2 separate regions of the Mus musculus genome follow, and region 2 is linked to region 1. A link is a loop called in an ENCODE intact Hi-C map of the cell type or tissue named here. Cell type or tissue: gastrocnemius. All regions are shown on one strand. Links, peaks and the distances in the headings refer to the core of each region. The heading gives the core; the rest is flanking DNA.

What was found. Hi-C counts contacts between places; a loop is a spot of excess contacts. Peaks named below come from ENCODE experiments on the same cell type or tissue, not always from the same donor. Only the 100,000 strongest peaks of a DNase experiment are listed, where the experiment ranks them.
Region 2: it touches region 1 in a loop (9-fold over the local background); 7 of 42 quality-filtered maps call a loop at or near these places.

The regions. Positions count from the first base shown.
Region 1 is chr2:177,221,390-177,237,607 of GRCm38, reverse strand. It overlaps the pseudogene Gm14400. Among named protein-coding and RNA genes, the nearest start is that of Gm14410, 23 kb to the right of the region's middle. In gastrocnemius, for the core only: no CTCF peak of the experiment used is centred there; no DNase peak of the experiment used is centred there.
Region 2 is chr2:177,527,956-177,544,173 of GRCm38, reverse strand. No RefSeq gene overlaps it. Among named protein-coding and RNA genes, the nearest start is that of Gm14403, 38 kb to the right of the region's middle. In gastrocnemius, for the core only: no CTCF peak of the experiment used is centred there; a DNase peak (open chromatin) is centred at 8,101.

The DNA.
Region 1 (16,218 bases), core at 8,659-11,158:
CCCTGACCCGTTAACAAGTCAAAAGTCCAATCTCTCTGCTCTGGAGTCAAAGCACCAGTGTTTGCTCGGGCCTGCGCTTGTGCAGCCTCTTGCCATAGAGCTCTCCATTCCATATATTTGCCCATACTAGGGAGAGCGGCTTTTGCAATCATTTGCCAGTCGGCAGGAGTTAGTGCCATGCTGGCAAGCCTGTCTAACTGCACCAAGGTAAAATTAGCATTGGTTCCATATTTACAGACTGACTCGGCAAGCTCTTTAATCTGCATATACTCTACCAGAGCGTGGACACGCCCACTCTCGGCTCCTTCAAAGACCGGAAATGCCTGTTGCATTTTCCTTTGTTCCTCTCTAGGAATGAACGAGTCTGCGCATTGCCTCTCTGTCCATTGCCTCTCTGCGCAGGACTGACGCGTTACGCAGGGTGAGGGCTCCGCATAGGGCAGAGGTGTACTATGACCTTGAAGCGGACTGCCTGGAGGCCGAGCAGCACGCTGGCCTTCACCAGCCACTTTTGGCTTTTTCCTTGACTGATTAGCTAGCATTTTATCTGGCTGGTACTTTTCTCTCTCATAACAAGCTGCTTCCTCCTCCAAGTCTGTTTCTTCAGAGGAGCTAAATTTTTCATCTGATTCAGAGCTACTCGGGTATAGGCTCCTTCTCCTAGAAACCTCTTCTGATTGATCTTTTTTCTTTTTTTTTTTCTCCTCTTTCCTTCTAATCTCTCTCCCCCCCCCAGTTATTTTTACCTGACCTTAACTTTTCCTCAGGTTCAAGACCCGTGGAAAGGCCTGTATACTTAATTGGTGCACCATGTTTCCTCTTTGCTCTTACTCTCTCTCCCCGCTTTACTTCTGATAGACTGTCTTGAATTTTGTCCAGAATTCCTACCCTACCTTAACCACTTGATAACATGTGAAAAGGAACAAAAAGGACCCCATTCGGTGGATGGTGGACAAGGGCAGCTCTAGGCACCAGGTTCCCAGCCTCCAGCATCCCACGCTGGATACCACGGAAGAGCTTAAGACAGAATGGGGCCCCCGGGGTGGAACTGGGCTTCGGGACCAAAAGGAGGAGAAGTCGGGGAGAGGGGTCACTGAATGCTTCCCACGCGAGCGAGAGTCCTTGGTCAGGTCCGGGGCTGGAGCACAGGATGGCCTTCTGGCGGGAGGTTTTTTTTTTTTTTTAATTTTTGTTATTGTGTGAATTTGATTGCAGTTTGGCTGCAGGGCTTCCCAAGTATGAAGCAGAGATGGCTGCATTGGACATTGCCTGTATAATTTAATAATGTTCTTTAATTGCAAAGAAAGGCTCTGTGACTTTAAAAAGGAAAATAAGTGATCTGGGAGTCTGGAATAGTCTATCGAATTTAAATTTCCCAGACTAGGGCTCTGTCTGCAACTGTGGCGGAATTGCTGAGCCAGGAAATCTTCAGCTGTCTGAATCATTTGCTCTGTGATCTTACATTCAAGGAACTGCTGTTGTCCCAGTCCCAGCTGTGTTTTCCAGGCTAATGAGGGACTCTGTCCATGCCTCTCTATCAGGAACCCTAGTGGAAGGTAGCTTGCGGTTCTTTATGGGAGTCTCTTCAGAGCCATCTCTTGCAAACTGTGAAGAAGGCCAAAAGCCATGTCATGGTGATTGTAAGTGTCTCCTTTGCCAGGCCAGGACGAGCAAGTTTGCAGAGCTATCAGAGTCAGATCTGCTGGTACCAAGGACTGTGGTTTTGTTGGTCCATGTGGTGATAATAGCAGAGGCCCTTGTTTCTTGACCCTTCCTGAGTGTGGATTAATGGGGGTGTGGGAAGCTCAGTAGCCCTAGTAGCATATGGGCCTGGGTTCCAAAGGTTTTTCACGGAAATCTCTGGCCAGCCTTGGTGAGAGGGTTCCAGCAAGTAGAAAAAATGCAGGCAAGGAGAAGTTGCAAACCTGCTTCTGCTGTGCCAGTCAACTCCACCTCCATCTCTGCTGTGCTATGCCATAATTCTGTCCCACCCTGCACTGAGTAGGGTCCCCACATGCACTGGGGGCTTGGTCAGTAATGTTTTTTTTCAGATACTTGGCAGTTTCCTTGTGCAGGGTAGTTTTATTAGACTTCTCCTGAGTTTGTCCCAGTGTATGCTAGTTTCTCCAGACTTCATAGAGGTCTCCATTTCTTTCCACTTATCCCTGTAAGTAGGATACAAGATGCTACTCTTAAAAAGTTTACTTGGCATAAGACATAGCTTGTGTATGCTCTCCCCACTGCAGCTGTTGTAAATTCTACCTTCTACTTTTGCTATTTTTCTCATCTCCTGGGAACTCCAACTCAGAAACTCATCACTGGAAAATGGCTTGCTATTTCAGGGCTCTGAGGCACTTAATAAATGATTCTGGGTATCTTTGCTGTGCAAATCTCCTAGCTGTCTCAAGTAGGATTTGTAATCTCTAGTCCATATTTAAATTGTTCAAAATAACCTGGGGACTGAACTGGAAAGAAACTTATGGATGAGAGCATATGTGGAATCCAAAAAACCTGTTTTTGGCTAGCAGGTCTTTGAGCATTAGCCGCAGCTGAATTCATGATGCCATTAAGAATTTTTACTAATTAATATTTTTGTTGTGTATGCAGTGATTACTTTCTGGGATGACATGTTAATTCTGGGAGAGCTGTCTCTTCTTCCCCTTATAGAGATGTTTCTAAGACAAGCTATGTCGACTCAGGTAGCCTTGATCCTGGTCTGCTGCTCCCCAGGGCAATGACCTTGCTTTCCTCTTGATATAAATTCCTAAATTCTTGAGTTAAAGAATGTAGCAAAGTAGTGTTTTATAGTTGCTCATTTGAGTCATATAATGAACTGTTCATTTCTTCCACCTTCAGTAGAGAACAGGAGCAATGGTTTACTGTGATCTCTGTCAGGTGAAGTAGGGCAGGAGACGGCTAGATCATAGATGAAAGCTTAAGGGAATCTGCTCCAGGTGTCACCATTCTAGGGAAGGATGAGAGTCAGGCAGGATGAATACTTTTGTAATTTCACTAAATATATTAAATAATGCTTGTGATTTAATAAAACTAGATTGTTGGGTGCTTAATTTGTGCAGGTTAGCTTGAGCCAGTGATAATGAATTTCTCTTTTAGGATCTGTACTATATAGATATAATATATCAGAAATGGAAAACACATGCCATTAGCTATAGCTGTGTGTGTCACATTATAGATCTCAGTAGTTAACAAAGCACATGGGGCAAGGTCAAACACTATCTTATTAATATCATTCCTTCTACTAAGATAGGCCTGATCTTTTTCAAATCAGTACAGTGATATATATTTTACCAATAGAGGTGTGGGTTTGTTGTTGTTATGTTTGTTTTACCAACCCACTGAGGACAATGTGCTGATTAACAAGAGTGCTCCACAGTGTCTGACATGTGTTCTGCATTGCTCTGAGCCTTGTCTCATAGCCATTGGATGGAAAGTACTTGCAGTTTACCTGAACCCAGCCTGAAGCCACAAAACAAAATCTTATATCCTAAAATCTCTCTTTAGTTACTAATATTCGGGCACTGACCACCTGTGGACAGTTTGGTAACTCCAATTTCAGCTGATTGATGGGGAATGTAAGTTATCCACCTTGATTCGAGGAGGAAGAAGGGGAATTGCCTCCTGAGCGCTGGAATTGGAGCTCAGGCAAGCTCCAAACTTTCAAAGCAGTGTACCCAGGGGCACTGCCCAGAAAGGGGAGAGGCAGGCACTTAGGCAGCAAGGATCAGGAATCTTAGCCTCTCCCAAGGGCTAGCGAGAGAATAGACTATTGGATGAGACACACTGGTGCTACTGAACTGCAAATCTGCAGATCTGGAAAAGGATTGGCCCAGACTGGAACCACTTGGCTGCATCTCTACAGTACACTCTAACCCTAAGCCTGGTGTTCACTTCACTCAAGACTCAATAGCGAATTAGAGCCTCCACATGGAGCTGCCAGTCAGAAGAGGAGGTGACTCTTCCAGGTACTAAGCCTGCATGTTCCTCTGTGTAACTCAGCTGATCTCAGTGTTTCTGTGGAATCGGTACTTATTATTTTTGCTGGTTGCTGTGAGGTTAGCTCAGGCAAACTTAGAACTTCAGACGTGGTAAGTGCAATGTCATCTCCCACAAAGAGGAGGAGCAAGCATCTTAGCAAAGGATGCTTGTGTAATATCTCTTCCCAGAGGCTGGATTGTCAGCATCAGCCAGACAGATGGGGACATCTATGAGGTCCTTTGTGGACCTACTCTCTCCTTTTGGTCCCAGCTGTGGCCTCTGAGTAACTTTATTATAAGACTGCATCTGGACAAACCTTTGTGGCAGGGGCTTGTGTGTGGAAATACACTTGGCAGGATGAGAACCAGAGGAACAGCTTACTGTGTACACTGTCAGGTAAAACAGTGCAGACAAGAGCTAGGTCACAGACCAAAGTGAAAGGGAGTGTGCTGCAGGGGTCACTGTTATGGAGAAGGTCCTGGTTAGGGCAGTGTGAATGATTTTGTAACTTCACAGACTGTATCCATGTATGGATGTAATTTAGTAAACCTAGATTGAAGGGTGTTTTATTTGATCAGGTTAGCTTGAGCCAGTGGGTAATGAATTCCCATTTTAGGATCTGTATTATGTAGATTTGTGCAATCCTTGTTGACATATTTAATTGAGCTCAGAAATGTAAAACACATGCCATTCTCTGTAGCTGTGTGTGTTAGATTATAGATCTTACTAGTTAACAAAGCACTTAGGGACAAGGTCAAACACTATCTCATAAATGCCTTTCCTTCTACCAAGATAGGCCTGATCTTTTTCAAATCAGTATAGTGACATATTTTTCAATTATATATATCTTTTTAAAAAGCCAATATTTGGTATTATTTTTTAAAATTTTATATTCTTTATGTATAGTTGCTCTGACCTCTTACTTCTTCCTATTCTCCAATATTTCCCAGAAATCAATAATTTAATTCCTATTTTTAAAGAGATTACATATCTTTCTGTTTACAGCAACATCGGTAGCTCAGGCTTTCCTTATGCCATGTAGTTAAGCCTTGCTTTGAGAACCTGAGCCTAAAACCTTCCTTACTCTTTCTGAGGGTAGAAGACTGATGGCTTCGTTGATTAACACCTGTAGCCTAACAGCAGAGGATTAAGCAGTGTGGCCTTTGCTCTATCTCAGAAGGAACTGCTGGTCTTTAACTTTTAGCCTGCAGGTCAGAAGTCACAGGAAGAAAATGGGACACTCAAAGAAGTGGTTATGGAGTTTTTACTAAGTTGTCAAAAGTTACCTATGAAAGCTATCTAAGAGGAAAAGCGAAAAGATCCTAAGTGGGGAAGGGCAAAAACACTTCTTTCTCTTTTCCATATCTCCTTGTCCTCTGTACTTATAAATCTTTCAGAATACCTGATCACATGTTACAGAGTACACTACAAGTTCACACAAAAAATCAAATCATAAATTGAGAGAGAAGTTTACAACAGAGAATGGTTATTAGTAAAACTAGATTGGTGGGTGTTAATTTTGGGCAGGTTAGCTTGAGCCAGTGAGTGATGAATTCCCATTTTATGATCTGTATTATGAGACATGTGCTAACCTTGGTGACATATTTAAGTGATCTCAGAAATATAAATACATGCCATTAACTGTAGCTGTGTGTGTCACATTATAGATCTTAGTAGTTAACAAAGATCATAGGGGCAAGGTCAAACACTATCTTATTATTGCCATTCCTTCTACCAGGAAGGGCATGATCTTTTTCAAATCAGTACAGTAATATATTTTTTCATTTATTTTTTTTCTTTTTAAAAAGTTCATTTTTGGTATTAGATTTTAAATTTCATTTTCACTATCCATGGGTGATCTCTTAAGTGTTTCTGTTCTCCAATATTGCCCCAAAATTAAGAATTTCATTCCTGTTTTTAAAGAGATTTCATATCTGTCTGTTTAGAGAAACATCTCCTGTAGCTCCTACTTTCTTTATGCCATGTAGTTAAGACTTGCTTTGAACTACTAAATCCAGCCTCTGCTGCCCAGGGCTTGTAAAACATTCCTACAACTGCTTTCAGGCTGGGTTCTGACTGATCAGTGAGACAAAAGACACCAGGGAATGAGTGCTGTCTAACCTCCCTGGTTTACAGGGTTACAAATTAGGGGATTACAAATAAAGAGGGACAGGTATAAGGTTGAGTTCACTGACCAACTTTGAAGCTGGTCTACTTGCAGCACCGAAGAGGAGGAGGAATAAGGTAGGTGAGGCCTTTATGCTTTGGTTGACATTCACCATGAGGAGTCAAGTAATCAATTTTGCACAATCAGTAAAATTCCATACTGGCCATCTTGTGGCATTTCCCAGATTAGAGCAATGACAAATGAGATCACAGGCCCTGCCTGTTACAGCATATTGCTGGCATACCTCACCATCTACCCCAGGAATAGGACAGCCAATCTCCCAGCTGCCATTCTGTATGCAATCCAATCATTTGGGAACTGGCCTTTCCATCTATCATTAATCCTCCTGACCTGGCTCTTGCTTCTGCCCTCCTTCCTCTCTTCACAAGGTCCAAGGTCATGTCTATATTTTCCCAGGTACAAATGGGTCTGGCTATGTTCTCACTTTGTGTATAATATACTTTCTACTCCAACATACCTAGGAGCAGTGATGTCTTTTTTTTTTAAAAATCTTCTTTTTCTACCTTTTTCTGGCCCAATGGCTGCTTTTAGTTTTAAAATTCAAACCCACTTTCACTTTGAAATTTTTGTTAATATATGAATTTGACTGCAGGTTGGCTGCAGGACTTCCCCAGTAAGTAGTATAGATGACTGTAGTGTGTATTGCATGCATAATTGAATATACAAAGAAAGGACCCTGGGCCTTTAAAATGGAAATTACTTGGTTTGTGGGACTAGAACGTTCTTTTAAATGTAAATATGCCGGACTGGGGCTCTGTCTGCTTGTAGGGTGTAACTGCAGAGTTTGGGAGGTTTTAGCTATCTAAATCTTTTGCTCTGTGATCCCATAGTGAAGGAGCTGCTGCTGCCCTGAAGCCCAGCTGACTTTTCCATGCTAATGAGGGACTATGGGCAGGACTAACAATCAGGAACACTAGGGGAAGGTAGCTTGCAGATTCTCTACAGGATTCTCCTCAGATGCATGTGTTATAAGCTGCCTGGAAGACCACAAACCATCCCCTGGTTATTATAGTAATCTCCATTGACAGTACAGGAGAAGCAAGTCTGCAGAGCTATTTGAGTCCGATCTGCTGGTTCTAAATGGACTGTGGGTCAGAGTGTGGTTCTGTTGGTCCATGTGGTGATCATAACAGAGGCCCTTGTCCTTTGACTCTTCCTGACTGTGGATTTACAGGGGTGGGGGTGGCTCGGTAGCCCTGAGAGTGGCAAGGTATGGAACTTAAATGTCACTCTGCAGTGTGCATATACAGGCATTGCCTTTGGTGTGCCATAGGACAACATTGGAAAAGTAATGGTTTGATTTCTAGAATTCATGACCCTTCTGTATTCAGTTTTGTGTGACTAGTTTTATAAATAGTTTAGAAGGTAGTAGTAAAGAGCTGATCACGATCGTCCTTCAGAAATATTTGCTTAGATTCCTTTTACCTTTCTGTTACCTATTGTCAAAATGGCATGATTCACAGAACTTCAATTCTTGGTTACAAAAGGAGCTTCTGACATGAAGAAGTTTCTCAGGTATTGATGGTGCTGGGTGGGTGGATAGGACAGATTGGAGCATAATGCATATGGCAGGAAGCAGACATTAAGTTATCATTCAGCATTGTTTTGTATATGGGCTCCCAGGGCCTGGTTTAGCCTGAAAGTACAAAGGGTCATGAACAGCTATAGAACAGTAGCTCAACTTTCTGATCATCTACAATGACAGAGAGAACTCTGGAGCATGGGGCCTCTCTGTTTGGAAGACAGATCAGTAGTAACTGTAGGGTCAGATTTATAACAGTTTAGGGGTGACTTTGAGTTATTTTTATTGGAGTCAGGAAATATGATTTTATTTTATTTCTATACACATACTAGCACAGGTAATGTTAGTCAAGTTCACATTGTTCCTGGTGTAGTTGCCTTAGTTATTGAAGAAAAGTTGAAAATTGGTCACATGGAAATGGGCAGAGGAAGCTTTCCCTGATATTGTGCGGCAGTTCTGTGGGCTACTATGAGAATTATGTCTAGGAAAACTGATAGTGGGCTTGTTCTTTAGACAGACTGCTTGGCCTTTGGGAGAATTGGCTATGGTTGAGAAGGGGGTGTCTGTCCATACTTGGGGGCTAAGAAGGGAAGGGGACATGTGGCAAGAAGGGAAGGGGAGATGGAAATGGTCTTTTGTGACATGGATAGGTGAGAGGAAACTGCAGTTTTAAGGGAACTCTTGCATATTTGATCTCAATAACAAAAATGTGGAAGGTCTACCAGCATTCTACATGGTTCCATACAGAACATCTTAAAACTAAGGCATCAGGTTCCCAGAGATCATTTATTTACTTAAGTTTTTGTTGTCCAACTGTAAAAGACTGGATAAAAAGTACTATGTGTGTGGGCAGGGCAGTCAGCGAATATTCATTTTGAAATAAACCTTATACTCTTGTCTGTATATTTTGTTTTGTGCACTCTTATCAAATCCTACAGGATTTAGTCACCTATGATGACATGCATGTGAACTTCACTCAGGAAGAGTAGGTTTTGCTGGATGCTTCTCAGAAGAGTCTCTACAAAAGTGTGATTGTAGAGACTTATAGGAATCTCACAGCTATAGGTAATATTGGATTTTTTAATTTACTTTATAACATGTATTCTTTGTTTCTTTGTTATTGTTTTTTGTTTTTGTAATTTTAATTGAGAATGAGGAATAATATGGTGAATAAATCACTCATGGTTTTAAAGTTCAATGGAGTTAGTAACTTAAATGTTGCCTAATTGCCAATAATGTAACATACTTTCTCTGGTACTGGGTTTAGGTTACATTTGGGAAGAACATACAATTGAAGACCATTTCCAAACTTCTAGAAGTCATGGAAGGTAATTTTCCTCTGCAAGCTGAGGAGAAAATGCCTATGAAGAAAGTTTAACGTGTGCTACAAGTAGTAAAGAAAACCAATAGGGTACAATAAGCACTGCTTTCAGTTATGGAAGTTTATTGAATTTCATAAAATCATATATGTCTATGGCAGATATGTAATTATTGTTTGCAAGACTTTCCATTAGTTCAAAGACAGAGAAATAATGGCTTAACAGATATGTTACTGTTTAAATCAAGCCTAGTAGAGCCATGCTGTACAAGTGCGAGTGTCTTCAGTCTCATATCGCTTAGCTATTGCAAAAGGAACACACAGTGATTAGGTGACAAGTATATGTCTAAAACCTAGTAATAAGCAAATAATCCATAGTATATCTGAGCTCAATGATATACTTGTAATATCATTGCTAAATTTAGTGAGATGGACAGTTCATAAGATTCAAAAATGGTTTGGTGGAAAAACCTTAATCGCTATACTACATCTCTATGAGGAAAAACGTCACGTGTGTGAATGTAATATGGAACCTTTACACTTGTTATTCTCTTTTAATATGGTTGCCATACGTAACTATGGATACAGACATTGTGAGCATAGGGGTATTGAAAGATGCCACATACCTTTCACTTTTTCAGAACAACAAGGGGATATGCAGTATAACATACTTTGAGTGACATTCTAAATGTGCTGTAAGTTTATAAGTACTTAGTTTCCCAACATTATTGGGGACATTTACCAACTCAAACTGCTGAAAATCATAATGAGAATTAGGGTAGTAGAAATTATATTCTGTTTGCATTTGTTCATGTTCCAAATGTGGTGTTACTCTCATGATAACAATATTTGTGAATGCAATCAGTGTGCAAAGACTTTGAGTTCTTCCTTTTTTTTTTCAAATATGTGAATAACCTTTTATACAAAAAGTATGCTATAAATGTGAGCCAGATAATCAATACTGTTCCCATTTCATGTTTCCTCAAAGATGTAAAACAATCCATAATGAGGAGAACACCTTTGAATGCAAACAAAGGCATATTACATTAACATTAGATTGCTCTTTCGAATGAAGCCAATTTTTAAAAGAATTCATACAGATAAAAAGACTCATCAGTATAATCAATGCGAGAACAATTTCACGTGTGCCAATTGTATTTGCAGGCATGAAAGAAGTTGTTCAGCAGAGCAACACTCTGAGTTTATTCAATGTGGTAAAGCCTTTGCATGTCAGAGTCATAGTCAAAGGCATGAAAGAATACACAATGGAGAGAAACACTATGACTGTAACCAATGTGGTAAAGACTTTGGAACAAGGAGTATCCTCTAAAGACTTAAACGAACACATACAGGAGAGAAACCCTATGAATGTAAACAATGTGATAAAGCCTTTGCACATAGCAGTACTCTCCAAATCCATAAGCGAACACATAGAGGAGAGAAACCCTATGAATGTAACCAATGTGATAAAGCTTTTGTAAAAAGGGGAGAGAGAACTCCAAATCCATAAGCGAACACATAGAGGAGAGAAACCCTATGAATGTAACCAATGTGGTAAAGCCTTTGCACATAGCAGTACTCTCCAAATCCATAAGCAAACACATAGAGGAGAGAAACCCTATGAATGTAAACAATGTGATAAAGCTTTTGTAAAAAGGGGAGAGAGAACTCCAAATACATAAGCGAACACATACAGGAGAGAAACCCTTTGAATTTAACCAATGTGGTAAAGCCCTTGTACAATGCATTGCTCTCCGAATACATGAACAAACACATACAGGAGAGAAACCCTATGAATGTAAACAATGTGGTAAAGCCTTTGCACATAGCAGTACTCTCCAAATACATAAGCGAACACATACAGGAGAGAAACCCTATGAATGTAACCAATGTGGTAAAGCTTTTAAAAGAAGTGGTGACCTTCTAATACATAAGCGAATACATACATGAAAGAAACCCTGTGAATGTAAGCAATGTGGTAAAGCTTTTATAAGAAGTGTTGACCTTCAAATTCATAAGCGAACACATACAGGAGATAAACCCTATGAATGTAAACAATGTGGTAAAGCTTTGCAGAAAGCAGTACTCTCCAGATATATAAGCGAACACGTACAGGAGAGAGATTCTATGAATGTAACTAGTGTGGTTAAGCCTTTGCAGGAAGCAGTGGTCTCCAATGTCATAAAAGAACACATACAGGAGAAACACCCCATGAATGGAACCAAGGTAGTAAACCCTTTGCAGGAAGCAGTGGTTTTGAATATCATCGAATACATACAGCTGAAAAACCCTATGTATTTAACCAATGTGGTAAAGCCTTTGCAGGAAGGAGTGACCTCCAAAGGCAAAAGATCATACAGAAGAGAAAGTCTATGAAGGCATCTAATGTTATAAAGCCTTTGAAGCAAGCATTGATCTCCACGTATGTAAATGAACACATACCAGAGAGGAACCTTTTAAATGTAACCAACATGGTAAAGCTTTTTCAAAAACCAATAGTCTTTACATACATAAAAGAATATATACTTGAGAGAAATGCTTTGACTTTAACCAATGTGGTTAAACTTTTTCAAAAAGTAGTCATCAACAAAATCATAAAAGAATACATATAGGAGAGAGATTTTTGAATGTTAGCAATGTGCTTTTACACCTTTTTTCACAAAGCAGTGGCCTCAAAATATATAAGGAAACACGTACTGGAGAGAAACCCTATGAATATCGGCAATGTCCTGAAACCCTTCTACATCACAATCATCTTCAAATCCATAAAGAACATGTAGTGGAGAAAAATCCTCTGAATATCACTAATTAGGTAAAGCAGTTATAAAGAGTCATCTCCTAACACAAAAGTATACACACTGGATAGAAACCCTATGAATATAAGCAATGTGGTAAATGTTTTATAAGACACAGTAGTCTCTAAGTAAATAAAAGAAGACACACTTGAGAGAAACCCTATGAAAGTTATTAAAGGTACAAACCTTGTACATTACAATCTTCAAATACATAAAAGAAGACATAGAAGTGAGAAACCCTATGTCTGCAAGCCATGTGGTATTGCCTTCACTTGTCAATCATATTCAAAGACACAAAAGAAATCATAATGTAGACAAAATCCTGTGAGAGTAGTTAATATGGTGAAGCTTTTTGAATATTTCTAGAGTCTTCACAATGAAACAATCCATACTGCCAAGAAATTTAGGAATATAATATGGTGAAACCTTTTCAGATTCTCAAATCTTCATCATTATGAAAGAGAGACCCTATGAATGCATTAAATATGAATAAGCCTTTAAACATTTCTAATTCATCATCATGAAAATAATCATACAAAGAATTCAAGAGGATACAGGGGTGTTTCTTACTGTATTGCTTGAGTTACAGTCCTGACATACTTTGGTGATCAACAGCAATTTGGAAAGTGTAAGCTGAAGAAACCCTTTCCTCCCCTCTGCTTCTTGCTCATCATGTTTGTGAAGGAATAGAAACCCTGACTAAGACAAATTGGTATGAGGAGTGGGTATTCCTGTGACAACCTGACCATGTTTTGGGAGGACTGTGGAAGGACTTTGGAACTTTGGGCCAAAAGACACATTCAGTTTTAAGAACTCTGTGGGATGTTGTGTAGGAGCTTGGAAGATAATGTTGAGAACAGTGCAGAAGATGGAGGCCTGGCTTGTGAAATTTCAGAGGGAAAACTAAAGACTCTTTTCAGGGCCATTGCTATTTTGGATTGTGAAGATTCTGTAGTTCTGACTAGCTAGGGCTGAAGAATCAGCTGTGATTAACAAGATACCAGAACTACTAGAGTGAAAACTTGGCATTACTGGGACTATTGATGCTGGTTAGCTGGAGCTAAGAAATTAGCAGTAATTAAGAAGAGACCAGCATCATTGGGGTGACATCTTCTGGGAAGTGTTTTCTGAGAGCACAGAGGCTGTGTTCCAGAGATAGCCAAGGTTTACCTTGTGCTATGGCTGGACTTGGTAACGTTTAAGAGTTACCCAGGTGGTACTGGTTTTGCTGGCATAAAGGTATCAGACAGAGCAGCTGAGGCTCAGCACTATGAGAGGCCATGGAAGGCCATTGGTGAAGGTGCAGCCTCAGATGCAATTGATGACCCAGGACTGTGGTGTCATGCAGTGTTTGGAGAAGCCAGGACCATGAATGACCAAAAACAGCAGCAGCAGTAAAGTACAGGCATCTGGAGCCTAGAGGACAAGCTGTGTGCTACAAAGGACAGGGCTGGAGAAGTGACCCAAGCCCTTGGAGGAGCCCAGAAGATCGTGAGTTGGATCCCAGACGTTGGACAGTTGGAGTTTAATTTTTGCTTTTGATTGTGACTGTGCCCTCATATTTTTCTCTCTTGAAGGAAGAAATTATTTTAGTAGATTCCACAGTTAAGAGACTTTTAATTGTAAAAGACTTTGGATTTAAAAGGATATTGAATATTTTAAAAGGATTGAACTTTTAATATGTAAAGACTATGGGACATTTAAAGTTGTTTAGATCTTGGGGATGAACAAGAAACTAAGGTTTGAGGCTTACTAGTGATATGTTTGTGTGTCAAGTTGACATGGGGTCAATTGTACTGACAAGTTTGTGTCAACTTGACACAAACTGGAGTTATCACAAAGAAAGCAGCTTCAGTTGGGGAAATGTCTCCATGAGATCCAGCTGTAAGGCATTTTCTCTCTTTCTTCCCCCCTCCCCCCCTTTGGTTTTTTGAGACAGGGTTTTTCTGTGTAGCCCTGGCTATCCTGGAACTCACTTTGTAGTCCAGGCTTACCTCAAACTCAGAAATCCACCTGCCTCTGCTTCCTGAGTGCTGGGATTAAAGGTGTGTGCCCCCACACCTGGCTCTTTCCTTTTATTGGGGGGGGGTGCATTTTCTCAATTAGTGATCAAGGGGGAAAGGCCGCTTGTGGGTGGGACCATCTCTGGGCTGGTATTCTTGGGTTCTATAAGAGAGCAGGCTGAGCTAGCCAGGGGAAGCAAGCCAGTAAAGAAACATCCCTCCATGGCCTCTACTTAAGCTCCTGCTTCTTGACCTGCTTGAGTTCCTGTCCTGACTTCCATGGTGATGAACAGCAGTATGAAAGTATAAGCTGAATAAAATCTTTCCTCCCCAACTTGCTTCCTGGTCTTGATGTTTGTGCAGGAATAGAAACTCTGAATAAGATAAGGGGTAGAAGGTCTGGATTGTAAAAAAAAAAAAAAAAAAAAAAGTAAACAATAAAAGAAAGAAACATTTATAAAAAAAAAAAGGGAGGGAAAGGCAGAAACATTCCTTCAAAATTATAGCTTTGTAAGACCCCCTTTCGGGGACCCCCACTCTAGTCTAGGGAGAGAGAGTGCACCCAAAGAAACACAAGAATCCTTCTTGCTGTAAACACACGAGGTGTTTAATGACAGAGCTCCCTGTCAAAATGAATCTCACACAGGAGACACTGGATTGGACCCTGCCGCTTGAAAGCTAGGGGTTTTTATGGGTAAAGGGCTTAGGGGTGGGGAACTCAGCATAGTGACACACTATCGGCTTATTCAAACATCAGCAAAAGAATACGTGCAGGTCAGGCTTCTGTGAGTTGTTGACTCAGTTCAGATAGCCCTGTTATGTCCTCATATTGCTCTTTATCTTTTTGGTCAAGCTGTTCCCAAGAATGCCCGGGTTTGTTTTTCTTTGTACTCATCCCCAGGCAGCCTCTAGGCTTACAAACAACCAGCAATTTCTGAGTACTTTATATGACTTACAGGTCTTGAAATTTCATCTTTCTTTCAGCTTCATTTTCACACCAATCAGGATTTAGGGACAGGGGCTTATGTAGTTTACTGTACCAACTGTTATAGAATATAGGTATTATAGTTTAAACAATCATTTACGTTTGTTCTTTGGTGGTAAAGAACAGGTGTTATGTTTTGAGAAGCACACTATGAAAAGCGAAAAGCATTGTTACAGTCATTATGTTTTCAAGAACAAAATATGAGTAAAGTTAGGTTGGATCTCCACAATACCTGATGCCTGGAAACTTGAACTTAGTTTCACCATATGAGTAAATGCAGGGTAATAACAAAAAGGCAGTACTTAAGGCCTGGTGTTTGGATTTGCCTTGTTTTTCTGCTTATTCCCAATTGTGTATTGGTTCTCATGCTACTCGTGTTAAATTGTTCCCAAATTTCACGATAATCTTGCATTTGAGACACAGATTCCCTGCTCCAAGCTGATTATAACTGGGAAACAAAAGTGCCAGCAGCCAATGGCTAGGGAGAAGACACAGGCAGAATTTTTGGATTCATGACAAGGGGAACAAAGAGGATCTCCATGCCAGTAAAGGAATTGGATGCTGGCTTGAGAGCTGGGAAAGACAGAATACCAGCCACATAAGAGCTGTGGAAGAGTAGTTCCAGTGTTCCCTCTTCTGATTGGTTCTGGGGAAGCAGAGATGGGCTATAGATTTTAGTAATTCAGGAGTGCCATAGAGGAGCCAATTAGCAATGTGGATGATTAGGAGTGTCCCATCCAATGAGCTGATTTGGCTTATTAAATAAAGCTGTTTGTCTTTCATTTCAGACTCCAAAGCATTTGCAAGCTGAGCTAGGAACTTACACAGGTGGCATCCTATAGTAGAGCAGAGTAACAACTGAGTCTACAGAAGGCATCACACCTATAGGCTGAAACACAGTTTTCAAAACTTACTGGAGATTCTCGAATGAAAAACCAATGCTAAGATGTGAAATTAAGGGATGGGGAAAATTGGATTCTTAGTGGAGTTGCTGGTTTTGCTGAGCCATCTAGTTCCTCACCAAGTTGTGCAAGTTCACAATTAAAACAAAAGTTGAGCTGAATTGGTTTGCATAATTCTTGGGTTCGTGGAATGTGCTGGGACTCACCAAAATCCTCCAAGCTGATCCGGACATCTTTGTTGGTCTGGATTTACCATGGGCCCTTCTCAAAGATTTCTGTCTGTCTCAAATAGTTTGATCTTGGAGGTGCAGTACAGACAGACAGGCTGCTCAGAAAGAAGAGACAGAGGTCGATAGTAAAGGCTGCCCAGAGCTACAATGAGAAAAAAGAATAGAGAGAAATCGATGAGATTTGTTTAATTGCTTTTAGGGATAAATGAGACAGCAGTAATTGTTTAAGAGTGTTTGAGGCGGTCTCTGTGGAAGGCCCTAAGGTCCCCAGAGGACTCC
Region 2 (16,218 bases), core at 6,846-9,345, 310 kb before region 1:
GAATTGCCTCCTGAGCGCTGGAATTGGAGCTCAGGCAAGCTCCAAACTTTCAAAGCAGTGTACCCAGGGGCACTGCCCAGAAAGGGGAGAGGCAGGCACTTAGGCAGCAAGGATCAGGAATCTTAGCCTCTCCCAAGGGCTAGCGAGAGAATAGACTATTGGAGGAGACACACTGGTGCTACTAACTGCAAATCTGCAGATCTGGAAAAGGATTGGCCCAGACTGGAACCACTTGGCTGCATCTCTACAGTACACTCTAACCCTAAGCCTGGTGTTCACTTCACTCAAGACTCAATAGGGAATTAGAGCCTCCACATGGAGCTGCCAGTCAGAAGAGGAGGTGACTCTTCCAGGTACTAAGCCTGCATGTTCCTCTGTGTAACTCAGCTGATCTCAGTGTTTCTGTGGAATCGGTACTTATTATTTTTGCTGGTTGCTGTGAGGTTAGCTCAGGCAAACTTAGAACTTCAGACGTGGTAAGTGCAATGTCATCTCCCACGAAGAGGAGGAGCAAGCATCTTAGCAAAGGATGCTTGTGTAATATCTCTTCCCAGAGGCTGGATTGTCAGCATCAGCCAGACAGATGGGGACATCTGTGAGGTCCTTTGTGGACCTACTCTCTCCTTTTGGTCCCAGCTGTGGCCTCTGAGTAACTTTATTATAAGACTGCATCTGGACAAAACCTTTGTGGCAGGGGCTTGTGTGTGGAAATACACTTGGCAGGATGAGAACCAGAGGAACAGCTTACTGTGTACACTGTCAGGTAAAACAGTGCAGACAAGAGCTAGGTCACAGACCAAAGTGAAAGGGAGTGTGCTGCAGGGGTCACTGTTATGGAGAAGGTCCTGGTTAGGGCAGTGTGAATGATTTTGTAACTTCACAGACTGTATCCATGTATGGATGTAATTTAGTAAACCTAGATTGAAGGGTGTTTTATTTGATCAGGTTAGCTTGAGCCAGTGGGTAATGAATTCCCATTTTAGGATCTGTATTATGTAGATTTGTGTAATCCTTGTTGACATATTTAATTGAGCTCAGAAATGTAAAACACATGCCATTCTCTGTAGCTGTGTGTGTTAGATTATAGATCTTACTAGTTAACAAAGCACTTAGGGACAAGGTCAAACACTATCTCATAAATGCCTTTCCTTCTACCAAGATAGGCCTGATCTTTTTCAAATCAGTATAGTGACATATTTTTCAATTATATATATCTTTTTAAAAAGCCAATATTTGGTATTATTTTTTAAAATTTTATATTCTTTATGTATAGTTGCTCTGACCTCTTACTTCTTCCTATTCTCCAATATTTCCCAGAAATCAATAATTTAATTCCTATTTTTAAAGAGATTACATATCTTTCTGTTTACAGCAACATCGGTAGCTCAGGCTTTCCTTATGCCATGTAGTTAAGCCTTGCTTTGAGAACCTGAGCCTAAAACCTTCCTTACTCTTTCTGAGGGTAGAAGACTGATGGCTTCATTGATTAACACCTGTAGCCTAACAGCAGAGGATTAAGCAGTGTGGCCTTTGCTCTATCTCAGAAGGAACTGCTGGTCTTTAACTTTTAGCCTGTCTAAACCCTTTGCAGGAAGCAGTGGTTTTGAATATCATCGAATACATACAGCTGAAAAACCCTATGTATTTAACCAATGTGGTAAAGCCTTTGCAGGAAGGAGTGACCTCCAAAGGCAAAAGATCATACAGAAGAGAAAGTCTATGAAGGCATCTAATGTTATAAAGCCTTTGAAGCAAGCATTGATCTCCACGTATGTAAATGAACACATACCAGAGAGGAACCTTTTAAATGTAACCAACATGGTAAAGCTTTTTCAAAAACCAATAGTCTTTACATACATAAAAGAATATATACTTGAGAGAAATGCTTTGACTTTAACCAATGTGGTTAAACTTTTTCAAAAAGTAGTCATCAACAAAATCATAAAAGAATACATATAGGAGAGAGATTTTTGAATGTTAGCAATGTGCTTTTACACCTTTTTTAACAAAGCAGTGGCCTCAAAATATATAAGGAAACACGTACTGGAGAGAAACCCTATGAATATCGGCAATGTCCTGAAACCCTTCTACATCACAATCATCTTCAAATACATAAAGAACATGTAGTGGAGAAAAATCCTCTGAATATCACTAATTAGGTAAAGCAGTTATAAAGAGTCATCTCCTAACACAAAAGTATACACACTGGATAGAAACCCTATGAATATAAGCAATGTGGTAAATGTTTTATAAGACACAGTAGTCTCTAAGTAAATAAAAGAAGACACACTTGAGAGAAACCCTATGAAAGTTATTAAAGGTACAAACCTTGTACATTACAATCTTCAAATACATAAAAGAAGACATAGAAGTGAGAAACCCTATGTCTGCAAGCCATGTGGTATTGCCTTCACTTGTCAATCATATTCAAAGACACAAAAGAAATCATAATGTAGACAAAATCCTGTGAGAGTAGTTAATATGGTGAAGCTTTTTGAATATTTCTAGAGTCTTCACAATGAAACAATCCATACTGCCAAGAAATTTAGGAATATAATATGGTGAAACCTTTTCAGATTCTCAAATCTTCATCATTATGAAAGAGAGACCCTATGAATGCATTAAATATGGGTAAGCCTTTAAACATTTCTAATTCATCATGAAAATAATCATACAAAGAATTCAAGAGGATACAGGGGTGTTTCTTACTGTATTTCTTGAGTTACAGTCCTGACATCCTTTGGTGATCAACAGCAATTTGGAAAGTGTAAGCTGAAGAAACCCTTTCCTCCCCTCTGCTTCTTGCTCATCATGTTTGTGAAGGAATAGAAACCCTGACTAAGACAAATTGGTATGAGAAGTGGGTATTCCTGTGACAACCTGACCATGTTTTGGGAGGACTGTGGAAGGACTTTGGAACTTTGGGCCAAAAGACACATTCAGTTTTAAGAACTCTGTGGGATGTTGTGTAGGAGCTTGGAAGATAATGTTGAGAACAGTGCAGAAGATGGAGGCCTGGCTTGTGAAATTTCAGAGGGAAAACTAAAGACTCTTTTCAGGGCCATTGCTATTTTGGATTGTGAAGATTCTGTAGTTCTGACTAGCTAGGGCTGAAGAATCAGCTGTGATTAACAAGATACCAGAACTACTAGAGTGAAAACTTGGCATTACTGGGACTATTGATGCTGGTTAGCTGGAGCTAAGAAATTAGCAGTAATTAAGAAGAGACCAGCATCATTGGGGTGACATCTTCTGGGAAGTGTTTTCTGAGAGCACAGAGGCTGTGTTCCAGAGATAGCCAAGGTTTACCTTGTGCTATGGCTGGACTTGGTAACGTGTAAGAGTTACCCAGGTGGTACTGGTTTTGCTGGCATAAAGGTATCAGACAGAGCAGCTGAGGCTCAGCACTATGAGAGGCCATGTAAGGCCATTGGTGAAGGTGCAGCCTCAGATGCAATTGATGACCCAGGACTGTGGTGTCATGCAGTGTTTGGAGAAGCCAGGACCATGAATGACCAAAAACAGCAGCAACAGTAAAGTACAGGCATCTGGAGCCTAGAGGACAAGCTGTGTGCTACAAAGGACAGGGCTGGAGAAGTGACCCAAGCCCTTGGAGGAGCCCAGAAGATCGTGAGTTGGATCCCAGACGTTGGACAGTTGGAGTTTAATTTTTGTTTTTTTTTTGTGACTGTGCCCTCATATTTTTCTCTCTTGAAGGAAGAAATTATTTTAGTGGATTCCACAGTTAAGAGACTTTTAATTGTAAAAGAGTTTGGATTTTAAAGGATATTGAATATTTTAAAAGGATTGAACTTTTAATATGTAAAGACTATGGGACATTTAAAGTTGTTTAGATCTTGGGGATGAATAAGAAACTAAGGTTTGAGGCTTACTAGTGATATGTTTGTGTGTCAAGTTGACATGGGGTCAATTGTACTGACAAGTTTGTGTCAACTTGACACAAACTGGAGTTATCACAAAGAAAGCAGCTTCAGTTGGGGAAATGCCTCCATGAGATCCAGCTGTAAGGCATTTTCTCTCTTACTTCCCCCCTCCCCCCCTTTGGTTTTTTGAGACAGGGTTTTTCTGTGTAGCCCTGGCTATCCTGGAACTCACTTTGTAGTCCAGGCTTACCTCAAACTCAGAAATCCACCTGCCTCTGCTTCCTGAGTGCTGGGATTAAAGGTGTGTGCCCCCACACCTGGCTCTTTCCTTTTATTGGGGGGGTGCATTTTCTCAATTAGTGATCAAGGGGGAAAGGCCGCTTGTGGGTGGGACCATCTCTGGGCTGGTATTCTTGGGTTCTATAAGAGAGCAGGCTGAGCAAGCCAGGGGAAGCAAGCCAGTAAAGAAACATCCCTCCATGGCCTCTACTTAAGCTCCTGCTTCTTGACCTGCTTGAGTTCCTGTCCTGACTTCCATGGTGATGAACAGCAGTATGAAAGTATAAGCTGAATAAATTCTTTCCTCCCCAACTTGCTTCCTGGTCTTGATGTTTGTGCAGGAATAGAAACTCTGAATAAGATAAGGGGTAGAAGGTCTGGATTGTAAAAAAAAAAAAAAAAAAAAAAAAAAAAAAAAGTAAACAATAAAAGAAAGAAACATTTATAAAAAAAAAAAAGGGAGGGAAAGGCAGAAACATTCCTTCAAAATTATAGCTTTGTAAGACCCCCTTTCGGGGACCCCCACTCTAGTCTAGGGAGAGAGAGTGCACCCAAAGAAACACAAGAATCCTTCTTGCTGTAAACACACGAGGTGTTTAATGACAGAGCTCCCTGTCAAAATGAATCTCACACAGGAGACACTGGATTGGACCCTGCCGCTTGAAAGCTAGGGGTTTTTATGGGTAAAGGGCTTAGGGGTGGGGAACTCAGCATAGTGACACACTATCGGCTTATTCAAACATCAGCAAAAGAATACGTGCAGGTCAGGGTTCTGTGAGTTGTTGACTCAGTTCAGATAGCCCTGTTATGTCCTCATATTGCTCTTTATCTTTTTGGTCAAACTGTTCCCAGGAATGCCCGGGTTTGTTTTTCTTTGTACTCAGACCCAGGCAGCCTCTAGGCTTACAAACAACCAGCAATTTCTGAGTACTTTATATGACTTACAGGTCTTGAAATTTCATCTTTCTTTTAGATTCATTTTCACACCAATCAGGATTTAGGGACAGGGGCTTATGTAGTTTACTGTATCAACTGTTATAGAATATAGGTATTATAGTTTAAATAATCATTTGGATTTGTTCTTTGGTGGTAAAGAACAGGTGTTATGTTTTGAGAAGCACACTATGAAAAGCAGAAAGCTTTGTTAGAGACAGTCATTATGTTTTCAAGAACAAAATATGAGTAAAGTTAGGTTGGATCTCCACAATACCTGATGCCTGGAAACTTGAACTTAGTTTCACCATATGAGTAAATGGAGGGTAATAACAAAAAGGCAGTACTTAGGGCCTGGTGTTTGGATTTGCCTTGTTTTTCTGCTTATTCCCAATTGTGTATTGGTTCTCATGCTACTCGTGTTAAATTCTTCCCAAATTTCACGATAATCTTGCATATGAGACACTGAGATTCCCTCCTCCAAGCTGATTATAACTGGAAAACAAAAGTGCCAGCAGCCAATGGCTAGAGAGGAGACACAGGCAGAATTTTTGGATTCATGACAAGGGGAACAAAGAGGTTCTCCATGCCAGTAAAGGAATTGGATGCCGGCTTGAGAGCTGGGAAAGACAGAATACCAGCCACATAAGAGCTGTGGAAGAGTAGTCACAGTGTTCCCTCTTCTGATTGGTTCTGGGGAAGCAGAGATGGGCTATAGATTTTAGTAATTCAGGAGTGCCATAGAGGAGCCATTAGCAATGTGGATGATTGGGAGTGTCCTATCCAATGAGCTGATTTGGCATATTAAATAAAGCTGTTTGTCTTTCATTTCAGACTCCAAAGCATTTGCAAGCTGAGCTAGGAACTTAAACAGGTGGCATCCTATAGTAGAGCAGAGTAACAACTAAGTCTACAGAAGGCATCACACCTATAGGCTGAAACGCAGTATTCAAAACTTACTGAAGATTCTCAAATGAAAAACCAATGTTAAGATGTGAAATTAAGGGATGGGGAAAATTGGATTCTTAGCGGAGTTGCTGGTTTTGCTGAGCCAACTGGTTCCTTACCAAGTTGTGCAAGTTCACAACTAAAACAAAAGTTGAGCTGAATTGGTTTGCATAATTCTTGGGTTCGTGGAATGTGCTGGGACTCACCAAAATCCTCCAAGTTGATCCGGACATCCTTGTTGGTCTGGATTTGCCATGGGCCCTTCTCAAAGATTTCTGTCTGTCCCAGATGGTTTGAGCTTGGAGGTGCAGTACAGACAGACAGGCTGCTCAGAAAGAAGAGACAGAGATCGATAGTAGAGGCTGCCCAGAGCTATAATCAGAAAAAAGAATAGAGAGAAATCGATGAGATTTGTTGAATTGCTTTTAGGGATAAATGAGACAGCAGTAATTGTTTAAGAGTGTTTGAGGCAGTCTCTGTGGAGGGCCTTAAGATCCCCAGAGGACTCCCCACACGGCTGGCACACTAGCACACCCAGTTCCTTGAGATCACTGGTGAGTGGAACGCAACATCAGTTCCAAAAAATCCAGAGGGTCTTGTGCTAGCAAAAACAGGGTCAAAGGACATAGGCAGGCCCTAGCACACCCAGAATTTTGGGATCACTGAAACCAGTTTATGCAGAAGAGTACATGGGCAGCAGAAGCAACCAAGTTTCTTGGACAGGTTCCCTTCAGGCCTTCATCCTCAGCCAGAAGACAGAGCTGGCACGCAGCATGGACACCTTCACTGCCAGAGGAGAATCGGCCTCTGGGGAGGGCTCTGACCTCAGGAATCAGGAGGTGGATCTGAGCTCCAGACTTCTGTGCACCTTCTCTGCAAGAGGATAGCTTGCCTGCAGAGACTGTTCTGACCACTGGGACACAGGAGAGAGTTAGTCTCCCAGGAATGCTGACAGGGGTTAAAGAATCACAGGAGGAACAAGCTCCAACCAGAGACAGGTAGAACATCTAACACCAGAGACTACCAGATGGCGAAAGGCAAATGAAAGAATCTTACTAACAGAAAGCAGGACCACTGAGCCTCATCAGAACCAGTATGCCCACCACAGCGAGTCTTGAATACGCCAACACACCTGAAAAGCAAGATTCGAATCTAAAATCTTATCTCATGATGCTGGTATAGGATGTTCAGAAGTGCATTAATAACTCACTTAAAGAAATTCAGGAGATCACCAGTAAACAGGTAGAAGCGCTTAAAAAGGAAGCACAAAAAGTCCCTCAAGGAATTATAGGAAATCACTGCTACACAGGTAGAAGACCTTAAAGAGGAAAGATAAAAATCCCATAAAGAATTACAAGAAAATACAACCAAAGAGGTGATAGAATTGAACAAATCCATCCAAGATCTAAAAATGGAAATAGAAATAATAAAGAAAACCCAAAGGGAGACAACTCTGTAGATAGAAACCCTAGGAAAGAAATAAGGAACATTAGATGCAAGCATCACAACAATAGAAGAGATGGAAGGGAGAGACCCAGGTACAGAAGATTCCATAGAGAACATGGATACAACAATCAAAGAAAATGCAAAATGCAAAATAATCCTAACCCAAAACATGCAGGAAATCTGAGATGTAAAGAGAAGACCAAACCTACAGATAATAGGTATAGATGAGAATGGAGAATTTCAACTCAAAGCACCAGTAAATATCTTCACCAAAATTACAGAAGAAAATTTCCCCAACCAAAAAGAGATGCCATGAACATACAAGGGACCTATAGAACTCCAAATAGACAGGACCAGAAAAGTATCTCCTGACACATAATAATCAGAACAACAAACACACTAAATAAAGATACAATATTGAAAACAGTAAGGGAAAAAGGTCAGGTAACATATAGAGGCAGGGCTATTAGAATTACACCAGATGGTCCCTTCCAGTCGGTGCCAGCACAGGGTCACCTTGGCGAACACCCCTAAGGTCCCTAGAGGACGTGATCTTAGGACCATTGGTGTGTGGAACACAACTTCTGTTCCAATCCATCGGGCACGGGACCTGTGACAGCATTAGGGACCCAGAAAACCCGCCTGACCAGAGTTACAAGTCCCTTCCAGTTGGTGCCAGTACCTGGTCACTTTGTGTGCAGAGTTGGCGGACACCCCCACGGTCCCTAGAGGACTGTCTACACTAACTTAGGACCAGAGAGCTCCACGCTCCTCAAAGGAAACACTACCTCCAGGCACTGTAACATGCCCAGGATCTTTGACAATAGGATCCTAGGATAAAAGGAGCTTGGTCACACCAGTATTTCAGGGTCTCAGAGGAAGCTTGACTGCCAAAATCCCTGACACACTCAGAATCTCAGATTCACGGGAGCCCACAAGCAAAGGATCACAGAGAAAGCTGGACTCTAGGGGTCCTGAATCAACTGGGATTGTAGGAACGACAGGCTCCAATCAGATATATTGAGGGCAGCAAATACTTGAGATAATCAGAGGGCAGGACGAAAACTTAAGAACAGAAGCAACAGAAACCAAGGTTACTTGGCATCATCGGAACCAAACTCTCCCACCATAGCAAGTCCTGGATACACCATCACACCAGAAAAGCAAGACATGGGTCTAAAGTCACTTCTTATGATGATGATGGAGGATTTTAATTAGGAAATACAGGAAAACGCTGGTGAACAGCTAGAAACCCTTAAGGAGGAAACAAAAAATGCCTTAGAGAGTTACAGGAAAACAATACCAAACAGGAGATGGAATTGAACAAAACCATCCAGGATCTAAAAAGGTAATAGAAACAAAAGAAAACCTAAAGGGAGACAACTCTGGAGATAGAAACCCTAGGAAAGAAATCAGGAACCGTAGATGTGAGTGAGCATCAGCAATAGAATACAGGATATAGAAGAGAGAATCTCAGGTGCAGAATATTCCATAGGGAACATGGACACAACAATAAAAGAAAATGCAAAATGCAAAAGGATCCTAACTCAAAACATCCAGGAAATCCAGGATACAATGAGATGACCAAACCTATAGATAACAGAAGTTGTCGAGAATGAAGATTTTCAACTTAAAGGCCAGCAAATATCTTCAACAAAATTATAGAAGAAAACTTTCCATACTTAAAAAAGAGATGTCCATGAACATACAAGAAGCCTACAGAACTCCAAATAGACTGGAACAGAATTGAAATTCCTCCCGACACATAGTAGTCAAAATAACAAATGCACTAAATAAAGACAAAATATTAAAAGCAGCAATGGAAAAAGATCACGTAACATATAAAGGCAGGCCCATTAGAATTACTGCAGACTTTTCACCAGAGACTATGAAAGCTAGAAGATCCTGGTCAGATGTTATACGGACACTAAGAGAAGACAACTGCCAGCCCAGGTTACTATAACCAGCCAAACTCTCAATTACCATAGATGGAGAAAGCAAAAGTATTCCATAACAAAACCAGATTCACAAAATATCCTTGCACGAATCCAGCCCTTCAAAGAATAATAACAGAAGAAAATCAATACAAGGACGGAATATATGCCCTAGAAAAAGCAAGAAAGTAACCCTTCAACAAACCTAAAAGGAGACAGCCACAAGAACAGAATGCCAACTCTAACAACAAAAATAATAGCAACAATAACTTTTCCTTAATATCTCTTAATATCAATGGACTCAATTCCCAATAAAAAGACATAGACTAACAGACTGGCTACATTTTGTTGCTTACAGGAAACCCACCTCAGGAAAAAGACACTACCCCAGAGTGAAAGGCTGGAAAACAATTTTCCAAGCAAACTGTCCGAAGAAACAAGCTGGAGTAGCCATTCTAATATCTAACAAAATCAACTTCCAACCCAAAGTTATCAAAAAAGACAAGGAGGGGTACTTTATACTCATCAAAGGTAAAATATTCCAAGAGGAACTCTCAATTCTGAATATCTATCCTCCAAATGCAAGGGAAGCCACATTCATTAAAGAAACTTTAGTAAAGCTCAAAGCACACATTGCACCTCACACAATAATAGTGGGAGACTTCAACAGCCCACTTTCATCAATGGGCAGATCATGGAAACAGAAACTAAACAGGGACACAGTGAAACTAACAGAAGTTATGAAACAAATGGATTTAACAGATATCTACAGAACATTTTATCCTAAAACAAAAGGATAATATTTCTCAGCACCTCATGGTACCTTCTCCAAAATCGACCATGTAATTGGCCACAAAACAGGCAGGCCTCAACAGATACAAAAATATTCAAATTGTCCCATGCATCCTATCAGATCACCATGAACTATAAGGCTGATCTTCAATAACAACATAAATAATAGAAAGCCAACATTAACCTGGAAACTGAACAACACTCTCCCCAATGATACCCTGGTCAAGGAAGAAATGAATTAAGAAATTAAAGACTTTTTAGAGTTTAATGAAAATGAAACCACAACATACCCAAACTTATGAGACACAATGAAAGCAGCTCTAAGAGGAAAACTCAAAGGTCTGAGTGCCTCCAAAAAGAAACCAGAGAGAGCACACACTAGCAGCTTGAAGCACAATTAAAAGCTCCAGAACAAAAAAAAAGCAAACTCACCCATGAGGAGAAGATGGCAGGAAATAATCAAACTCACAGCTGAAATAAATCAAGTGGAAAGGAAGAGAACTATACAAAGAATCAACCAATCAAGGAGGTGGTTCTTTGAGGAAATCATCAAGATAGATGAACCCTTAGTCAAACTCACTAGAGGGAACAAGGACAGTATCCTAATTAACAAAATCAGAAATGAAAAGGGAGACATAACAACAGATCCTGAGGAAATAAAAAAGACCATCAGATCATACTGCAAAAGACTATACTCAATAAAACTGGAAAACCTGGATGGAATGGACAAATTCTAGACAGATACAAGGTACCAAAGTTTAATCAGGATCAAAATAATAACCTAAACAGTCCTATATCACCTAAAGAAAAGGAAGCAGTCATTAATAGTCTCCCAACCAAAAAAAGCCCAGGACCAGATGGGTTTAATGCAGAGTTCTATCAGACCTTCAAAGAAGACCTAATTCCAGTTCTTCTCAAACTATTCCACAAAATAGAAACAGAAGGTACCCTACCCAATTCATTCTATGAAGTCACAATTACTCTGATACCTAAACCACAAAAAGACCCAACAAAGATAGAGAACTTCAGACCAATTTCCCTTATGAATAACGATGCAAAAATCCTCAATAAAGTTCTTGCTAACCGAATCCAGGAACACATCAAAACAATCATCCATCCTGACCAAGTAGGTTTCATCCCAAGGATGCAGGGATGGTTCAATATATGGAAATCCATCAACATAATCCAGTATATAAACAAACTCAAAGACAAAAACCACATGATCATCTCGTTAGATGCTGAAAAAGCATTTGACAAAATCTAACACCCATTCATGATAAAAGACTTGGAAAGATCAGGAATTCAAGGCCCATATCTAAACATAATAAAAGTAATCTACAGCAAACCAGAAGGCAACATCCAAGTAAATGGAGAGAAGCTGGAAGCAATCCCACTAAAATCAGGGACTAGACAAGGCTGCCCACTTTCTCCCTTTCTATTCAATATAGTACTCAAAGTCCTAGCCAGAACAATTAGACAACAAAAGGAGGTCAAGCGGATACAAATTTGTAAGGAAGAAGTCAAAATATCACTATTTGCAGATGATATGATAGTATATATTAGTGACCCTAAAAATTCCACCAGAGAACTCCTAAACCTGATAAACAGCTTCAGTGAACTAGCTGCATATAAAATTAACTCAAACAAATCAATGGCCTTTCTCTACAGAAAGGATAAACAGGCTGAGAAAGAAATTAGGGGGCTGGTGAGATGGCTCAGTGGGTAAGAGCACCCGACTGCTCTTCTGAAGGTCAGGAGTTCAAATCCCAGCAACCACATGGTGGCTCACCACCATCCATAACAAGATCTGACTCCCTCTTCTGGAGTGTCTGAGGACAGCTACAGTGTACTTACATATAATAAATAAATAAATATTAAAAAAAAAAGAAATTAGGGAAACAGTACCCTTCACAATAGTCACAAATAATATAAAATACCTTGGTGTGACACTAACTAAGGAAGTGAAAGATCTGTATGATTAGAACCTCAAGTGTCTGAAGAAAGAAATCAAAGAAAATCTCAGAAGATGGAAAGATCTCTGATGCACATGGATTGGCAGGATCAATATAGTGAAAATGGCTATCTTGCCAAAAGCAATCTTTAGATTCAATGCAATTGCTATAAAAATTCCAACTCAATTCTTCATCGAATTAGAAAGGGCAATTTGCAAATTCATCTGTATTAACAAAAAAAACCTAGGATAGGAAATATTCTTCTCAATGATAAAAGAATCTCTAGTGGAATCACCATGCCTGACCTAAAGGTGTACTACAGAGCAATTGTGATGAAAACTGCATGGTATTGGTATAGCGACAGTCAAGTAGACCAATGGAATAGAATTGAAGACCCAGAGATGAACCCACACACCTATGGTCACTTGATCTTTGTCAAGGGAGCTAAAACCATCCAGTGGAAAAAAGACAGCATTTTCATCAAATGGTGTTGGCACAACTGGCAGTTATCATGTAGAAGAATGAGAATTGATTCATTCTCATCTCCTTGTACTAAGGTAAAAACTAAGTGGATAAAGGAACTCCACATAAAACCAGAGACACTGAAACTTATCTAGGAGAAAGTAGGGAAAAGCCTTGAAGATATGGAGAAAAATTCCTGAATAGAACATAGATGTGAGCATCAGCAATATAATACAAGAGATGGAAGAGAGACTCTCAGGTGCAGGAGACTCCATAGAGAACATCGGCACAACAATCAAAGAAAATGGAAAATGCAAAAAGATCCTAACTCAAAACACCCAGGAAATTCACTACACAATGCGAAGACCAAACCTATGAATAATAGGAGTGGATGAGAATGAAGATTTTCAACTCAAAGGACCAGCAAACATCTTCAACAAAATTATAGAAGAAAACTTCCCAAATTTAAAGAAAGAGATGCCCATGAACATACAAGAAGCCTACAGAACTCCAAATAGACTGGACCAGAAAAGAAATTCCTCCCGACACATAATAATCAGAACAACAAATGCACTAAATAAAGATAGAATACTAAAAGCAGTAAGGGAAAAAGGTCAAGTAACATATAAAGGCAGGCCTATCAGAATTACACCAGACTTCTCACCAGAGACTATGAAAGCCAGAAGAGCCTGGACAGATGTTATACAGACACTAAGAGAACACAAATTCCAGCCCAGGCTACTATACCCGGCCAAACTCTCAATTACCATAGATGGAGAAACCAAAGTATTCCACGACAAAACCAAATTCACACATTATGTTTCCACAAATCCAGCCCTTCAAAGGATAATAACAGAAAAAAAACAATACAAGGACAGAAACCACGCCCTAGAAAAAGCAAGAAGATAATCCTTCAACAAACCTAAAAGAAGACAGCCACAAGAACAAAATGCCAATTTTAACAACAAAAATAACGAGAAGCAACAACTACTTTTCCTTAATATCTCTGAATATCAATTGACTCAACTCCCCAATAAAAAGATATAGACTAACAAACTGGCTATATAAACAAGACCCAACATTTTGCTGCCTACAGGAAACTCATCTCAGGGAAAAAGACAGACACTACCTCAGAGTAAAAGGCTGGAAAACAATTTTCCAAGCAAATAGTGTGAAGAAACAAGCAGGAGTAGCCATTCTTATATCTAACAAAATCGACTTCCAACCCAAAGTTATCAAAAAAGACAAGGAGGGGCACTTCATACTCATCAAAGGTAAAATCTTCCAAGAGGAACTCTCAATTCTGAATATCTATGCTCCAAATACAAGGGCAGCCACATTCATGAAAGAAACTTTAGTAAAGCTCAAAGCACACATTGCACCTCACACAATAATAGTGGGAGACTTCAACACACCACTTTCACCAATAGACAGATCAGGGAAACAGAAACTAAACAGGGACACAGTGAAACTAACAGAAGTTATGAAACAAATGGACTTAACAGATATCTACAGAACATTTTATCCTAAAACAAAAGGATATACCTTCTTCTCAGCACCTCACGGGACCTTCTCCTTAATTGACCACATAATTGGTCACAAAACAGGCCTCAACATATACAAAAATATTGAAATCGTCCCATGCATCCTATCAGATCACCATGGACTAAGGCTGTTCTTCAATAACAAAATAAATAATAGAAAGCCAACATTCACATGGAAACTGAACAACACTCTTCTCAATGACACCTCGGTCAAGGAAGGAATAAAGAAAGAAATTAAGGACTTTTTGGAGTTTAATGAAAATGAAACCACAACATACCCAAACTTATGGGACACAATGAAAGCATTCCTAAGAGGAAAACTCATAGCTCTGAGTGCCTCCAAAAAGAAACTAGAGAGAGCACACATTAGCAGCTTGACAACACACCTAAAAGCTCTAGAACAAAAGGAAGCAAATTCAACCAAGAGCAGTAGAAGGCAGGAAATAATCAAACTCGGGGTGAAATCAACCAAGTGGAAACAAGAAGAACTATTCAAAGAATCAACCAATCAAGGAGCTGGTTCTTTGAGAAAATCAACAAGATAGATAAACCCTTAGCCAGACTCACTAGAGGGCACAGGGAAAGCATCCTAATTAGCAAAATCAGAAATGAAAAGGGAAACATAACAACAGATCCTGAAGAAATCCAAAACACCATCAGATCCTTCTACAAAAGGCTATACTCAACAAAACTGGAAAACCTGGATGAAATGGACAAGTTTCTAGACAGATACCAGGTACCAAAGCTAAATCAAGATCAGGTTAATGATCTAAACGGTCCTATATCCCCTAAAGAAATAGAAGCAGTCATTAATAGTCTCCCAACCAAAAAAAGCCCAGAACCAGATGGATTTAGTGCAGAGTTCTATAAGACCTTCAAAGAAGATCTAATCTCAGTTCTTCACAAACTGTTCCACAAAATAGAAACAGAAGGTACTCTACTCAACTCATTCTATGAAGCCACAATTACTCTGATACCTAAACCACAAAAAGACCCAACAAAGATAGAGAACTTCAGACCAATTTCCCTTATGAATAACGATGCAAAAATCCTCAATAAAGTTCTTGCTAACCGAATCCAGGAATACATCAAAACAATCATCCATCCTGACCAAGTAGGTTTCATCCCAGGGATGCAGGGATGGTTCAATATACGGAAATCCATCAACGTAATCCAGTATATAAACAAACTCAAAGACAAAAACCACATGATTATCTTGTTAGATGCAGAGAAAGCATTTGACAAATTCCAACACCCATTCATGATAAAAGACTTGGAAAGATCAGGAATTCAAGGCCCATACCTAACCATGATAAAAGCAATCTACAGCAAACCAGTAGCCAACATCAAAGTAAATGGTGAGAAGCTGGAAGCAATCCCACTAAAATCAGGGACTAGACAAGGCTGTCCACTCTCTCCCTACCTATTCAACATTGTACTTGAAGTCCTAGCCAGAGCAATTAGACAACAAAAGGAGATCAAGGGGCTACAAATTGGAAAGGAAGAAGTCAAAATATCACTCTTTGCAGATGATGTGATATTATATATAAGTGACCCTAAAAATTCCACCAGAGAACTCCTAAGCCTGATAAACAGCTTAAGTGAAGTAGCTGGATATAAAATTAACTCAAACAAGTCAATGGCCTTTCTCTACACAAAGAATAAACAGGCTGAGAAAGAAGTTAGGGAAACAACACCCTTCTCAATAGTCACAAATAATATAAAATACCTTGGTGTGACTCTAACTAAGGAAGTGAAAGATCTGTATGATAAGAAGTTCAAGTCTCTGAAGAAAGAAATTAAAGAAGATCTCAGAAGACGGAAAGATCTCCCATGCTCTTGGATTGGCAGGATCAATGTAGTAAAAATGGCTATCTTGCCAAAAGCAATCAACAGATTCAATGTAATCCCCATCAAAATTCCAACTCAATTCTTCAACGAATTAGGAAGAGCAATCTGCAAATTCATCTGGAATAACAAAAAACCCAGGATAGCAAAAACTCTTCTCAAGGATAAAAGAACCTCTGGTGGAATCACCATGCCT